Regions from separate parts of the Mus musculus genome. Here region 1 is linked to region 2. The links are chromatin loops, found by intact Hi-C in ENCODE. Cell type or tissue: left cerebral cortex. All regions are shown on one strand.

Region 1 (8,000 bases), 210 kb before region 2:
TCTTGAAACTTGCTCTGTAGAACAGGCTGGCCTCACAGAGATCCACCTGCTTCTGCCTCTGCCTCCTGCCTCTCTGCCTCTCTGCCTCTCTGCCTCTCTGCCTCTGCCTCCAGTGCTGGGAATAAAGGTGTGCACTGTCACCACCTGCCTAGCCATTATTTTCTCTTATTCCCCTTTCCTATAGATCTCTTCTTGCCCTCTCATTATCCATTTCTCCTCTAATGTCCTACAAATACATATTTCTACATCCTGCATATGAGATGCAGTCTAGTTTATTTTGCTTAACACGATCTCCAGTTCTATCTACTTTCCTGCAAAAGTCATGATTTCATTCTTTGCTGGCTTAAATTTTTAAAAAATGAAATATAAAATGTATATTATTTTCAAGGATTCTGTAATAAGGCAGATATAAGCTCTGTGGTGGTGGTATGCCACCTATAATCCTAGCAGAGTCAGGCAGAGTTCAAGGCCAGCCTGAGCTATAGAGTGAGTTCCAAGTACAGCTAGAGCTACACAGAGAAAACCTGTCTTAAAAGAAACAAAATAAATAAAATAAAGTTATTAAAAAATTAATTTGTGTGATGGACATTTAATTGTAGTCAGACAAAGTACATGGAATTAACATCCTGGAAGTGAAGACTATATGTGTTTATAAGGAAAGCATTTTTAAAAGTCAAGTGCTTTATATTTCCAAAGAGCCTTTTGCTGACCAGTTATGAAAGAGAATATGACAGTATATTAAGAGTCTTATTTTCTGGAGAAATTATTGACACACTGCTTTTAAGGTCAAGCATATATTAAGAAAGAACAGTAGCATCCCTCATAATTTAAAAATTAAAATATTACAGGTACTGGATAAAACTATAAGAAACAAAGATGTGTAATAAGAAGGAGAAAAGAGGTAAATGTGCCATTATTTTGCATGATCAACAGTATAAAAAGCTTTATCACAAGATAAACAATCTTACCTAATAAATGAGCCCAACAAGGTTATTAGTCTAGGAGAAAACTGAATATTATCCTGCACAAAAATATTATCAACTAGAAAAATAATAAAACCATAGTTTCCCTTCAGGATAGACACAGATCTGGATTGTATTTAGTAATTAACACGAGCTGTGTAAAATCCAGAGGGAAGTGCTGTAAGATCGAGAATTGACAAATGGGACCTAATGAAACTCCAAAGTTTCTGCAAGGCAAAAGACACCGTCAATAAGACAAAAAGACCACCAACAGATTGGGAAAGGATCTTTACCTATCCTAAATCAGATAGGGGACTGATATCCAACATATATAAAGAACTCAAGAAGGTGGACTTCAGAAAATCAAATAACCCCATTAAAAAATGGGGCTCAGAACTGAACAAAGAATTCTCACCTGAGGAATACCGAATGGCAGAGAAGCACCTGAAAAAATGTTCAACATCCTTAATCATCAGGGAAATGCAAATCAAAACAACCCTGAGATTCCACCTCACACCAGTCAGAATGGCTAAGATCAAAAATTCAGGTGACAGCAGATGCTGGCGTGGATGTGGAGAAAGAGGAACACTCCTCCATTGTTGGTGGGATTGCAGGCTTGTACAACCACTCTGGAAATCAGTCTGGCGGTTCCTCAGAAAATTGGACATAGTACTACCGGAGGATCCAGCAATACCTCTCCTGGGCATATATCCAGAAGATGCCCAACTGGTAAGAAGGACACATGCTCCACTATGTTCATAGCAGCCTTATTTATAATAGCCAGAAGCTGGAAAGAACCCAGATGCCCCTCAACAGAGGAATGGATACAGAAAATGTGGTACATCTACACAATGGAGTACTACTCAGCTATTAAAAAGAATGAATTTATGAAATTCCTAGCCAAATGGATGGACCTGGAGGGCATCATCCTGAGTGAGGTAACACATTCACAAAGGAACTCACACAATATGTACTCACTGATAAGTGGATATTATCCCAAAACCTAGGATACCCAAGATATAAGATACAATTTGCTAAACGCATGAAACTCAAGAAAAATGAAGACTGAAGTGTGGACACTATGCCCCTCCTTATAATTGGGAACAAAACACCCTTGGAAGGAGTTACAGAGACAAAGTTTGGAGCTGAGATGAAAGGATGGACCATGTAGAGACTGCCATATCCAGGGATCAACCCCATAATCAGCATCCAAACGTTGACACCATTGCATACACTAGCAAGATTTTATCGAAAGGACCCAGATGTAGCTGTCTCTTGTGAGACTATGCTGGGGCCTAGCAAACACAGAAGTGGATGCTCACAGTCAGCTAATGGATGGATCACAGGGCTCCCAATGGAGGAGCTAGAGAAAGTACCCAAGGAGCTAAAGGGATCTGCAACCCTATAGGTGGAACAACAATATGAACTAACCAGTACCCTGGAGCTCTTGACTCTAGCTGCATATGTATCAAAAGATGGCCTAGTCGGCCATCACTGGAAAGAGAGGCCCATTGGACATGCAAACTTTATATGCCCCAGTACAGGGGAACGCCAGGGCCAAAAATGGGGAGTGGGTGGGTAGGGAGTGGGGGTGGGTGGCTATGGGGGACTTTTGGTATAGCATTGGAAATGTAAATGAGCTAAATACCTAATAAAAATGGAAAAGAAAAAAAAAACAAAAAAAGAAAAACAAAAAAAAAAAAAAAACAAAAAAAACCCAACCAACCAAACAAACAAACAAAAAAAATCCAGAGGGAAATCATAGCCTATTTAAAAATCATGAAAAGAGGAGATAGTGCTTATGGACTGGATGAAACAATAAAGATAAAGACCTAATTTATCCTAAAACTAATGTATACATTTAGTATACTTCCAAAACTATTGCAGTTATGTTTTTAAAGGGGAATATCAGCTTTTCCAGATCTGGCACATCCACAATAACTTCATACTCCTGGCTAGCTGGAATGGAGTCAAATTAGGATGGTGTGGTAGAAGTGGAACTCATGACCACCCTACAAACCTGTTCACATACCCAGTAGTCATGTTCAGGTGATGTACATAAATAAATGTCTAGTTGCCAAACAAGGTATCCCACACCTTTAATCACAGCTCTTGGGAGGACAAGGCTAGGAGTATCTTTATGAGTTTGAGACCAGCCTGGTCTACATAGAGAGTTTCAGGACAGCCAGAGCTACATAGAGAGACCTGTCTCAAACAAACAAACAAACAGACAAACAAACAAAAAAACAAAAGGACTAATTAACTTCCTAGTTAATATAGGTGAAAATACCTTAAATCATTCTAATATCACAGTAGTTGCTGGGTTTTGAACTCATGACCTTTGGGAGGGCAATGAGTGCTCTTAACCACTGAGCCATTTTTCCAGGCCTAGTATTCATTCTAATAACAATTTCATTATCCAAACTAATTTAGATGCTGACTAGCAGAAAAATTAAAATGGGAATATTGGGCTTAGGCTGAAAAGACTGATTCTATGTCTTTCAAAAGAAAAATGTCTGAAAATATGACAGACTAGCCAATCTAACAAATATGTCGATATGAGGGAAGAAATAGAATGTAGGTTATGTGACCAAAGAGGAACTGACAAAGTTCACTTGCATAACCCGAACAATAAGTAGTGTGGGTCCATGATATTCTTATGAGATGCTCTTATCCTGTACTGACTGTGCCTGGAACTTGATGTATAGGCCAGGCTAGCCTCCAGGTTGCAGAGATTTACCTGCCTCTGTCTCCTGAGAGCTGGGATCAAAAGTGTGTGCCGCTATGTCCAGCCTTTTTATCTTTACTTTTAAAAGAAAGCATGCATGTGCTTTAATACAAACTCTTAAATAGTAAGTCTTTCTGTTTTAAATAGAAAAAAAACCCAGCAAATTGGTTAGCTTTTATCACAGGCATGTATAACATCTAATTTATGACTAAGTGGCTGGAAGTGAAAACCTGTAGGTATTCGAAGGACCCACAGCTTGGAAGTACAATACTGACCACAAGCTGCTACTTAATTTAAACAAAGTTTAAATTAGTTTTCACAGCTATGCTACCCATGCTTTAGATGAACATGACTGTGACTAGTATTACGGGCATCAGAGTATGGAATATTTCCATCACTGCATAATATTTTGTTGTGTATCTCTGTTGTAAATACCATAGGGTTTGTATTTTGCACCCCTGTAGTATATGTGGTTTTCATACTTAGAACTCCTCAAAGTTATTATGAACTAATGCCAAAATGTGGGTGCTACATGAAGACAAGAACCGTGTCTGTGCAAAACAAGATAAATGAGTACATTATCTGTGATGAACACTAAATAAGGATTTGTGAATAATGGATAAATACTATATTTCTATTCCTGGCAGTGTAGAGTTCAGAGTATAGATAGATATAATATATATGTGAATTTATGTAATGGCAAAGGCTTTGCAGTCAGGTCTCAGACCACTTTCTGCCCCATTTCCTGAGTATTTCATTGGGCTTCCCGAAGAGAAGTGGGGAGTAATAACCAGGTAATATGAATTTGGGGACCTAGTACTCTGGAATTAAAAACAGACAAGTGTTCAAAATATTGACTGAGGTAAATGGATTAAAGAAATTTTTTCTTGTGTTGTTTTACAAATTCATGTCAATAAAACCATTTTGGTGTGCATCATGACAAAAGGCATGGGATTTATTTTAGATTATTTTGTTATCTTAAATTCCTTATAAGTGTGTGGGTATGTCCACATGAGTGCAAGTACTGGCAGGGCCAAGGGCATTGAATCATCCTGGAATTGGTTTAAAGGTAGTTGTGGCCACCTGATGTGGGTCCTGGGGACCAAACTCAAGTCATTTGAGGCAAAAGTGTGCAATCATCATCATCATCTTCTCCTCCTCCTCCCCCTCCCCTTCTTCCTCCCCCTATTCCTCCCCCTCCTCCTCCTCCTCCTCCTCCCCCTATTCCTCCCCCTTCTCCTCCTCCTCCTTCTTCTTCTTTAAAAATGAGATGTATTTATTTATATGAGTACACTGTTGCTGTCTTCAGACACACCAGAAGAGGGCATCAGATCCCATTACAGATGATTGTGAGCCACCATGTGGTTGCTGGGAATTAAACTCAGGACCTCTGGAAGAGCGGTCAGTGCTCTTAACCGCTGAACCATCTCTCCAGCCCAACAGTTTGCAATTTTAACTTCTGAGCCAACCCTCCAACTGAGACAAAGTTTTAACAAGAAACACTGCTTACTTGATTCATGAGCATTAAAGCTTTATTTATATTTAAGGAGAGAAGTGGAAATGAGTAGTACTTTAAAAAGAAGAGCATATTGAAATGGAATCATTGAAAGAGACCTTAAATGAGCAAAAATGTAATCAAAAAAATTCCAAAGTTTCATTACAGTAGAAGTATTAGCACTTGGTGATCTTCATAAGCTTGAAAAGGTAGCAGCATATGTCAGTGCCCTGCACTGTCTAGAATAAATCAGCATTTACTGAGATTTTGATTTAACTAATACATCCACATCAGCTTTGTCTCCCTCACCAAGACTTTTTGGATTGCCATCAACAAGGACATTTTCCTCCTTCTTGGTGGGCTTCTGGTGACTGCCATCTCTGGCAGCCATTTGGACTCCAAGACTAACAAAATTGTGCATATCTTGCAGCTTCCTTCTCAGCCATTGCATCCTCTCCATGGAGGCCAGGTGTTTGCCCAGGTTGTGCATAAGCTGTATTTCACTGACAGCTCTCTTCCTAGAAAGAAGAGAAAGAGCGGACCGTTCCATTAGCTCCCCATGCCCACAACGTTAAAACCCACTACAAAGCCTCGAGTCCACACTTCCCTGTGCACAATGGGCTGCAGCACTTACCTCACGGGTTTCCCATCCGTTTGGGTAAGAAGACAGACTGCCAGCATGATGATCATCACTTTAGCCACGGTGTTTGCAGACATCATCTTTACTAAAAGAAGAAACAACCTTGAGATATTTTAAGATACTGTCAGTGTTCTAAAGTATGTAAATACAGCCTCAGTAGTTGTTATCCATAGCCACCAAAGCAAGCAATGATTAGCGGTGGTCACAGTAATTGACTGATCTATCTTTCATGAGTCTTTGGAATCTTTATATAACAGATGCATTAGTACTGTAATGCGTACACATAACTTAGAGAAGTGGCATGCATGACTTTCTTAGGTAGCTTTCTGAGATTTCTTGTACAAATTTTAACATTTGCTCTGTAAAACATACTGACTGAAGAACAGTTTTGATGATTTTCTCTCATATCTATGTTGTCTATATCTACATGCTTATAATAGCCTTGAAATTCACTAACCTCTTAATTAGGTAAACAATAACCATTCAGTGAGCAAACACTGTTTCCATGGCTAAGCTTGTTTTCAGATGCTAGCATAATAGCCATAAATGCCAAATTTGTAGGATTTTACCTTTATTTTTGAGATAAGACTTTGCTGTGTAGACCAGGCTGGCCTTGAGGTTATGATCCTCCTGCCTTGGTTTCTGGCACATTGGAAGTCCAGGCATTCATCATCATGTCTAACTATAAGGTTTAATTTTGATGCCTTTACTGAACTAATAATGTAACACCTTCTCCAACAACGACAAAAAAGTCTTAGGCTAGAAGGATGACTCAGTTAGTGAATGCTTGCTGTATAAACACAGACCTCAGTTCAAATCCCTAGCACCCCTAAAAAATGTTGGGCACAGCAGCAATGACCTGTAATCCTAGCATTGGGAAGGTTTCAAAAAAAAAAAAAAAGGTGGAGAATGATAGAGGAAGGCATCCAACAATCCAACATTGACCTCTAGTCTTTACATACACACACATACACACATATTTATTACACGTATGTATATGTGTTATAGCATTTAAAAATCAGAGCCAGGAGTGGTGGTGCACACCTTTCATCCCAGGTACTGGGAAGTGGAGACAGGGAGATCTTTATGAGTTCAAGACAAGCCTGTTCCAGGATAGCCAAGGCTACACAGAGAAACCCTGTCTCAAAAAACCAAAACAACAACAACAACAAAATCAAATTAATTTCTTATAATATTTTCTTGGAGCTTTGACCCTTAATAAAACGAGTATCTACATCTTACAGCTTCAACTTCACAGTTATAATTTAATATAACTTCTAGTTCTTCTTGCTCATAAATCAATGTGCATATTTTGGCTTAATCCATAGCTCTGTGGTTGCAGACTTTATTATTATAGTAGCATTAAAAAAAACACTTTCTCCTTCCTAAGTGACAACACAATAGGAATTATGTTTCTGTTTTAAAAGGAGATTGCATCCTTAGTTAATAAGAGACCTTACAGCCTGCACCATTTCTCTTCAGTGTGCACTGCAGAGCTATGGGTGGAGCAACAAAGGAAAGTCTTCCGGGCTGTGTCAGTCACAGGCACTGTAGCTGGCTGACAGTAGCATTGCTGTCTAATCCTAGCTCAGCTCCCGTGACCTGGTGACATCTCTGCCTTATTTCCTTGCTCTTTTGCAGAAGATGGACTTCTTACTTAGGATGAGAAGAGCTTAAATGATCATGAAGCATCTTTAAGATGCATGTATCATTTTAAAGATTAGAAAACACTGGGTTTTTTATGTAAAAGGTATGAATATTCAACACTGAAAGGAAAAATTGCAGCCTTAGTATGCAAGCTAAACTCCTGAAAGCCATAAAAAAAATAAAACCTAGATAAGGATACCCTACAAGAAAATATATATATACTCCACATGATAAATAATTGTTGACTTTTTACATTAGATTTATTGTCCCATGGCCAGCCTGATTTTTATCCCAAATTTCTGATGATGAGATCAATAAAACCAATCGTGCCAATGTTCATTGGGTCCCTGTACTTTCAGGTGGTATTAAAAATAAGATATTCAAAGAAGCATTAACCATAGAAATAGATGCTTCATGACTTTTTTTTTACCATAAATGTATTTTACCTCTACATTTTTCTGTTTAGCAAAATTCACCTTCCTTTAACATTTTCAATTTTTTAAAAATGGCATGATATTGGTAGGAGAT
Region 2 (8,000 bases):
CTCAGGCAACTCACTTCTGTAAACCTGTTTTCTCTCAATAGAAGTTGTCATGAGGATGAAATGTGATCATGTGTGTAAGGAACCCAGGGCACCGCCTGACTCAAAGTTAATAAATGCCAGCTCTTATAATAATTGACAAGACTAGCCTAGCAGGTTCCTGGGTCCCCCTGGAATGAAGACCCTGGCATAGGCTCAGATCAGATATTCAGACAATCCAGTGGTTCCAACTTTACTGATTGTTATTGTTAAGAGATGAGTAATACAGCAAACATTTGCTTTCTCTGAAGTAATGGTGTGAATTTGGTAGCTAATCCAACTGAGCCAATACTTATCTGCATCCACATTAGTTTGGAGGCTTAAAAGGGAGAGTGGAGTTGTTCTAGGGCCAGGATCAAGGATATGGGGAATCTAGGAACCTGTCTGCTAGAGCCCTGGAAGTAAAGCTAGGCACTGGGTTACATCCACAAACCTCCTTCCAGAAGCCCTCAGAGAATGTCTTGGGTTCCTCTGCAGATGAGAAGGAATCCAGTAGCCCTGAATCACCTGTAAGAGCACTCAAGCGCTACAGTCTCGTGGCTTCCTTCCCAGCTTGTCTTAGCTTGCCTTCTGTGTTGGTCAGGATTCTCTAAAGGGAGAGAATTGATGGAGTGAAGATATATTAAAAAGGGATTTATTAGGTTATATTACATAATATGGGCCTGGCAGTTCAACACACTGGAGAGGCTGGGAATCTTGTATTAGTTCTGTAAAGCTGGTTGTCTCAGCATTCCTAATCTGGTGCTGATGTCCTAGAAGATTCCTGGAGCTACTGGTCTCAGTCCATGTTGGAAGCCCAAAGCTGTTTCTAATATCAGCAAAGGAATGTGGTAGCAACAAGATAGATGAGCTTGCCAGAAGGAGTGAAGGCAACAAGCAAAAAGGGAAGTTTCCTTCTATCCGGCTGCTAGCAGAAGCTGCCGTCCACACGTATCTGATGAAGACAAGTCTCTCAGGCCAGGGGGTGCTGGCTTGCATTTTAATTTACTTCAGATTTAGTCAGGCTGATGACCAAGACTGGCTCTCACCCCTTCCCACGTCTGTCTACTCTTCCCTGTCTGTACGTTAGTTTCTCAGCCGACATGCTGCTGTTCCAGGCAGAACGTGTCTTCACTGTGCAAGCCTGTCTTTCTGTACCCACTCCTTACTATTCCTTCTCAATGACAGTACCTTTTCACTGCTGTCCCCAGGGTCCTTTGCACTAGCTCTTCCTGGAATGTCCCTTCCCTTCTCCACCAAGAGAAGACTTCCTTCATGAAAACCCAGCTCAGGTGTCATGTGCCAGATGTCACAGGAAGCTATCCCCTTTCCCCTGCAGGCCTCTCATGATGCCCACACTTGTCACTCCTCTCTCTGACATAGCAGAGAGTTCCTCTCCTAGATGTGTTCTTTGTTTGTTTGTTTCTTTTTGAGGAAGAGCGATCTCCTGTCTTACATTTCTCAAAAGACAAAATTACAACAAATTTCATCATAAATATCAATGACTTTTCTTCAGGGTTAGTGAATCAGGGCTATAAAATTGAACAGAAGCCATTGTGCCCAGCAGTGGACTCAAGACCAGTAGACCTCGGCGAACCTTTGCTCTTGACCACCCACAGACTTTCGGAACCGTGGCAGCAGTAACAGCAGCCCCGGCAGAACTGCTCATCATTGGCTGGTACATCTTCCGAGTGCTGCTGCATGGGTTCAGGTACTCCTTGCAGAAGCTGGCGCACACGGTGTCCTGGACTGGGCAGCAGGTGCTGGGGGACAGCAGGCAGCGAGCCCCCAACTGAGGCCCCAGCTCCCAGGCCTGGGCAGCTATGTCATCAGGTGTTCCTGTACTTCTCACCCAGCATGGGAGCCAGTGCAGTGCAGGAATGGGGGGGGGGGTCCCCTGTGCTCCTTCATCAGAAGAGCACTTGCCAAGGTCAGTGAGAGGCCGGTAGGCCCCCCAGAAAAGCAGCACCAGACAATGATGAAGATATCAGTTCCCTTCCCAGCCCCTTTGTCCCTGTTCTACTACCGGCCGGTGGGAGAGGAAGGGGGGAGAGGGGAGCAACCCTCGAGATATGAGCATAGGCACCACATTCTGATCGGACCAAGTCTGAACACTCCCATCTCAGCCGGGCAAGATCCTACCGTGGAGATCCAACACCCCACCAACCAACAGAATGGACATTCTGACATCACCAGCTGAAGCCCTGAATCTCAGTGCAAAAGAGAAAGTGCCAACTGCATGCAGCATGGTGGGAGTGGAGGGCGTGGGTGGTGGAGGAAGAGGGTTAAGAAAGCTAGTGAGGCCCTCTTGCTGTCCCTTGCCTATGGCACACATATTCCTGCCTTGCTCCCTCATACTCTCTTTCCCCTGCCTTCCAAAGCCCTTCCCAAAGTCTGTCACTGGATTCGGACATATCCAACCCGTAATTGAATCCCACCTTTACCAAAACGCCGTCTCTGACCCGGGGCCCTTCACTGATCTTGCTTCTTCCTGGTGGCACGCAGCAGTTGTGGTCAGTATTGTGGTAGTTGTTAATTGTACTGATTTAAGTGTGCATTAGTTGTGTCTCCTGAGCTAGATTGTAAGCTCCTGGAGACAAGGACCACCTCCACAAAAACAAAAACAAAAACAAACAAACAAACAAACAAAACGGACCTCTCCTGTCTTGTACAGTGTCCTAGGACCCAGCAGGCCAGTGGAGGTGCACAAAAAAAAAAAAAACAAAAAAAACAAAAAAAAAAAACAAACAAACAAAAAAAAAGAGCAGAAGCTCTCACTTTTGTTAGACAATGTCTGACAATGTTAGAACAGTTAAGCTTTGCACAATGAGACAAAGTAACCGAAGAGGTGAAGGAAGCTGAGGGCCTAAGGTAAAGTTAGGAGATGGAAGCAGAGTGAACTGAGTGAACTTCCTTTTTTTGGCTTATGTAGACTGGAATCTGTTTCTGGAAAGCTAGTATGTTTTGGGGCTAATTTACTTACCTTTTGGGTTGTGAGCCTAGCCTTTAACAACTAAGCCATCTCTCCAGCCCTGATTTACACACTCACCTTTTCTGTTTATGTGGTATTAAGCTCTAATGACTCTATTTTGATTTGGTCTGGTCTGTTGGGGCCCCAGGCAAGAGTTCAGCTCTAAATTGTGTCCTCCTGTAATTGTTCTTAACACACTAGTGCTCCTGAAGAGCTGTTCTGTGTTGTAGAAGCTTTCTGTGTTCTTCACAGTGCCTGGCATCAAACTTGAGTTGCAGGAGGCTTTTAACTCAAGGAGTCCTCCTGGGGCAAGGGAGGTTCCTCAGGGAGATTGCATATTTTCCAGTGCAAGGCCGGCTGTGCTGCTGGGACCAACGCAGAACCAAGTTCAGCTTTTACTGCCATCTAGTGTCAGACCCGGTATTAGGTTTTGATGTAATTAAATGTAAGGAATGGCTGCTGGGCCCAGGGCCAGGCCACCAGAGCAGTTGTTAACCATTTACAACATTGCATGCCAAAATATGATAGTTATCTTTATGAATATTAATACCAGGACAACCACTATTTATGAAGCTATTTACAGTTTAAAGAGATTTTACTTCACTCAAACCATGTTGCAACCTGAGGTCAGCAGAATAGCAATGGCTTTTATTTACACAGGGCTTAACAGAGATGAGTAATCTCAATGGCATTGCCTACTATTACCGCTACTACTACTACTACTACTACTACTACTACTACTACTACTACTACAAAACAGCCCTCTTCTTCCATTTCCTCCTTCTCCCTCATACTATCCTGTGTTTAGAATGTGCCAGACAGGGGACTGTGAGATCTCCAGATACCATGTAGAAGGCCCTTGAACTGGACTTGTCATACCTTGGAGTTTTAGTTCAGGTAAGTCCTAAAGAAGCCACGTGTTCATATATTTAAAAGCAGTGCTGTCTAGTAGAGCTCTAATACAAGCTGTGTATGTGGTCTAACTTTTTCTAGTAGCCATATTTATTTTTAAAAGGAAAGAAATGGGATCAATTGTAATGAACTGTATTATTATTAACCCAACATGTTACACAGAGTCCCATGCCTATTCATGATGAAGATAATAATGAGATGTTTTACATTCGTTTATTTTTACTAAGTTTATAAATGATGGTAATGGTTATACTCACAGGGCTATTGCAGTTAGGACAGCAACTCTTCAAAGTTTTCATTGGCCATATGTGGCATGTGGCTGCTGTGTCAGATGGTGCAACTCCAAAGGAAAGAGGGTGGCCTTGCATCTAGGCTGGCCTCACTGACTAGAAGTCTGCAGTCAGACTGGGAGCCTCAGCCCCCATTCAGCCATTTGTATGAGGAGGTGGGGCTTGAGGAGAGAATCTGAGAAGAATTTCTTTGAGATAGATCTGAACACCCTGTGGTTTCTTGAGGAAGGTTAGTGGCCTTCATCTCAAGTTAGAGAGCACCAGAAGTTTTCACAGTGCAGACATGGATACCTGACTTCTCCACATCTGAGAGGATGTGGTCAAGATTAACTGCAGGCAATCATGATGTCAGGAGAAAGGAACCCAGAAGGAACAAGCTTGGTTGTGCTAAGGGCAGAATAAGGGACGTATTCTTGGAATATTGGCAACCTTGAAGAATCCAACCCAAAATTCATGAACAGGGATTATGGAGTTGTATGAGCAGCTGGCCAGAGGTTGCTTCAGCAACCAAAGAGGATGGTGTGGTGTGAGAGTCCCAGGGAAGATGGTTTCTGAGAAGGTCCCAATAGAACTCCATGATAGCAAGAACCAGGACTCTGTACCTGCTTCCCAGAGCTGAATTCTCTGATCTTATATCTGTGAAAGCCTTGCCTATTTTCACAAGCCTCCTATTGCTCTCTATGTAGACCCCAAATGGCGTTTTCTGTGAGGAGAAGGCAGTGACCTTCCTTTCCCTTTGGTACATCCACAGCAGCTGTCATTTTACCAGGATCTGGGACAAGAACTGATATTTCTGGAGATGAATGCAGGACTGTATCACCTCCACAGGGCCCCACTGAAGAAGGCATTCATTGCATCTTGAAATAATAATTGTTAGTTTTCATTGCTATGAGAGATACGGCAGCGATTGAAAGAAGGGCAGATTTGTTGGGACTCACTGTTGCATAGGGTTTGTGTCAAATGCCAGCTGGATCCGTTGCTTTTAGCCCAAAGAAGGGCAGAGCATCATGGTGGTAGGAACATGTGGAAGAGAAAGCTGCTCACATCAGAGAAGCCAAGAAGCAGAGAGAGAAATGGAAGGAACCAGGATGAAACACTCCTCAAAGGCTTATTCCATCCTCTACTATGTCCTACCTCCCACTGTCTCCTGATCCATTACCAAATTGTGAATTCAGCAGTGGGTTAATCTGTTTATTATGTGTATTCGCTTGTCAAAGATTGGATCCACTGTTTGGAGAGCAAGCCTATAAGCTATTGAGGGAAATTGCACATCTAATGGTAATATTTTACCCCAACAAACATTTACCGGAGACCCAACAACAGTGGCTGCTATTGTTAGTGTGCTAGTTATTTGTACTACAGCGTATGAAAATCATTGGTGTCGGTAGACCCACAATATAGACATGTTAATTGAACATCCCTACTAGAAGCAGAGGAAATCCCACTCAGACGGGGGAAGTAAACATTGAATGGAGTGGCTCATATAAGGATGAAGCCTGGAGGTCACCAGCATGCGTCAGGGACAGGTCAGCCCAGATACCTTCCCAGCACTGTAGTCCAAAGATAAAAAATAGCATCAATGTCTGGGTCCACTGAGGTTGATCCTGGGTCTTTATTTGACCTAGGGAGTTAAGCAGAATGCACATAATGCTATTGAGCACCCAAGGATCTATGGTGGATTCTTGGAAATCATGATGGTGTTATTGCTGGAAGAGAGAAGGAGCCAAGAGAGAAAAACTATTCTACCATCATGCACTGCATGATAACTGCAGAAGGCGGCGAGAATACAGGCAAGGGCCGGATCTCTGTCTCTGTCTCTCTGTGTCTCTTTCTGTCTCTGTCTCTCTCTTTGTCTCTCTCTTACTCTCTTTGTGTATCTGTGTGTGTGTGTGTGTGTGTGTGTGTGTGTGTGTGTGTGTGTGTAGCAAGCAAGAAAGCAGTTGACTCAGTAGCCAGTGTTGGTTCAAACTTCAGTCTGTCTGAGTTGTTTATTTTAGATATATTTAAGCACTGCACAATTTGGTGAAAACTATTCTTGTGATGATTAACTCAATCCTGTGTGCACAGCTAAGCATGGCTAAGTCTCTCTAAGGAACAAAGTAAACTACATACTGATTAGACATGACTACATTTGAAACTCTTTGTGAAGTATATGTGACACCTTCCATAAAGATGGGTTCTATAGAGTGACTGAGAAAAACAAGTTTACAAGAAGGGTCTGGTCCAAGAAAGTCTTCAACCACACACATTTTCCAAAGGCCACCAGGCTAGAAAGCACTGCTGCTCCAGCCTTCTGGGTGGAAAACTGGTTTTTTATTCCTTCCCTTGAAGGAACAATCTCCTGTGCTTAACATTCCATTTCCCCCAGTACATGTCTGTGAGCACAAAGACCTCAGCGGTCTCCCTACAATTATATAACAACAAAATCAATGATGAGAATCCAAGTCTTCGTTTTCTACAAGTCAGCAATTATATGGATCTCATTAATGACATGTGGTTTGTTTAACCAGCTATGAACCCATATACTGTTTGTTTCTTTGACTTTTTCTCATAAAATTATTACCCTCTCTAGTCTGTTTGCCCAAAGAATCTCACTATCCATGCCAGTCTGGCCATGACCTTAGAGTCCTTCCTTCCTTTCTTCCTTCCTTCCTTCCTTCCTTTCTTTCTTCCTTCCTTCCTTCCTTCCTTCCTTCCTTCCTTCCTTCCTTCCTTCCTTCCTTCCTTCCTTCCTCTGGCTCCAGAGTGTTGTGATTAAAGGGCTGTGCCACCATGCCTGTCCCTCAAGGGATCCCCACAAGCTCTCGTCAGTACCTTACTCATGGGAGCTGGAGAGAAGATTCAACAGTTAAGAGCACTTGTGGCTCTTACAGAGGGTCTGGATCCAGTTCTCAGCAACGCCAAGATGGATCACAACTGTTGGTAACTCCAATCCCGAGGGATCAGATGCCTTCTTCTGGCCTTCATAGGAATTTGGTATACATATTGTGCACTTAAATATACATATGTAAAATATCTGTACACATAAAATAAAAACATAATTTTAAAAAATACTGCACTCATGGCCAAAAACATCTTGAGTCTTTTATTTCTCTTAGCATCCTCAGGTGGCTGTCTTCAATTTGTCACCTAGATCTACCATCCCCACCTGCTATGTGTCCCTGGAGATTGACAGTTCCTACCACAGCAATGGTTCCTTCACCCTGTAGTTGAATTTCCAGTTGCCTTTGGTTAAGGGGACAATTGGAAGAAGGCAGACTAGCTGGTTGACATGCTTATCCTCTGAGCTCTCCCAGTACAAGGTCATTTGAGTTTTACCCACACAGAGAAAGTGGTATGCTCTGCATATACTCTCCAGGTTGGCTGGTTCAGGGCGACATCCCTCCCACCCCCCGCACTTCCCTCAGGCTCAGGCATGGATGCTGCCTCACTGTTACTAACTCAGCTTCTGTCCCACTGACCCTCTGTGGTTTCCTTACTCCTCACTCCTCTTTGTGCTCAGCTCCTTTGTGAAAGTCTCTTTGGGAAGTAACCTAGTCGAATACACCATCTATCTCCTGCCAAGAGCCCAACATAAAACTCGTCCACAAAGTGAGTGAAAATTAGTTAAACGTGACTGCCATTGGGGAGCACATCCGATCTTCTCGTGGCTCCATTCTTTTTCAGGGGCTCACAGGCCATTCTTTTCACCTATATTCTTGTAATCTCAAACATTGAGATTGACAGCCCTTAGTTTCTGGAATGTCCTTTGTTATAAATCCCACTGATCTCTTCAGCCTTTGCTGCTCTTCGTTCTTTAGGATTCTCTAAAG

What was found. Hi-C counts contacts between places; a loop is a spot of excess contacts. Peaks named below come from ENCODE experiments on the same cell type or tissue, not always from the same donor. Only the 100,000 strongest peaks of a DNase experiment are listed, where the experiment ranks them.
Region 1: it touches region 2 in a loop (7-fold over the local background); 40 of 42 quality-filtered maps call a loop at or near these places.

Annotation. Positions count from the first base shown.
Region 1 is chr7:113,380,376-113,388,375 of GRCm38, forward strand. Pth (parathyroid hormone) reads right to left here. Exons shown (of 3, transcript NM_020623.2): 2 at 5,820-5,910; 3 at 5,201-5,703. The coding sequence starts at 5,905. The coding sequence ends at 5,442. Among named protein-coding and RNA genes, the nearest start is that of Pth, 4.2 kb to the right of the region's middle. In left cerebral cortex, no CTCF peak of the experiment used is centred here; no DNase peak of the experiment used is centred here.
Region 2 is chr7:113,591,214-113,599,213 of GRCm38, forward strand. It overlaps the pseudogene Gm33828. Among named protein-coding and RNA genes, the nearest start is that of Far1os, 30 kb to the left of the region's middle. In left cerebral cortex, a CTCF peak has its summit at 3,399 (motif pointing left); a DNase peak (open chromatin) is centred at 3,384.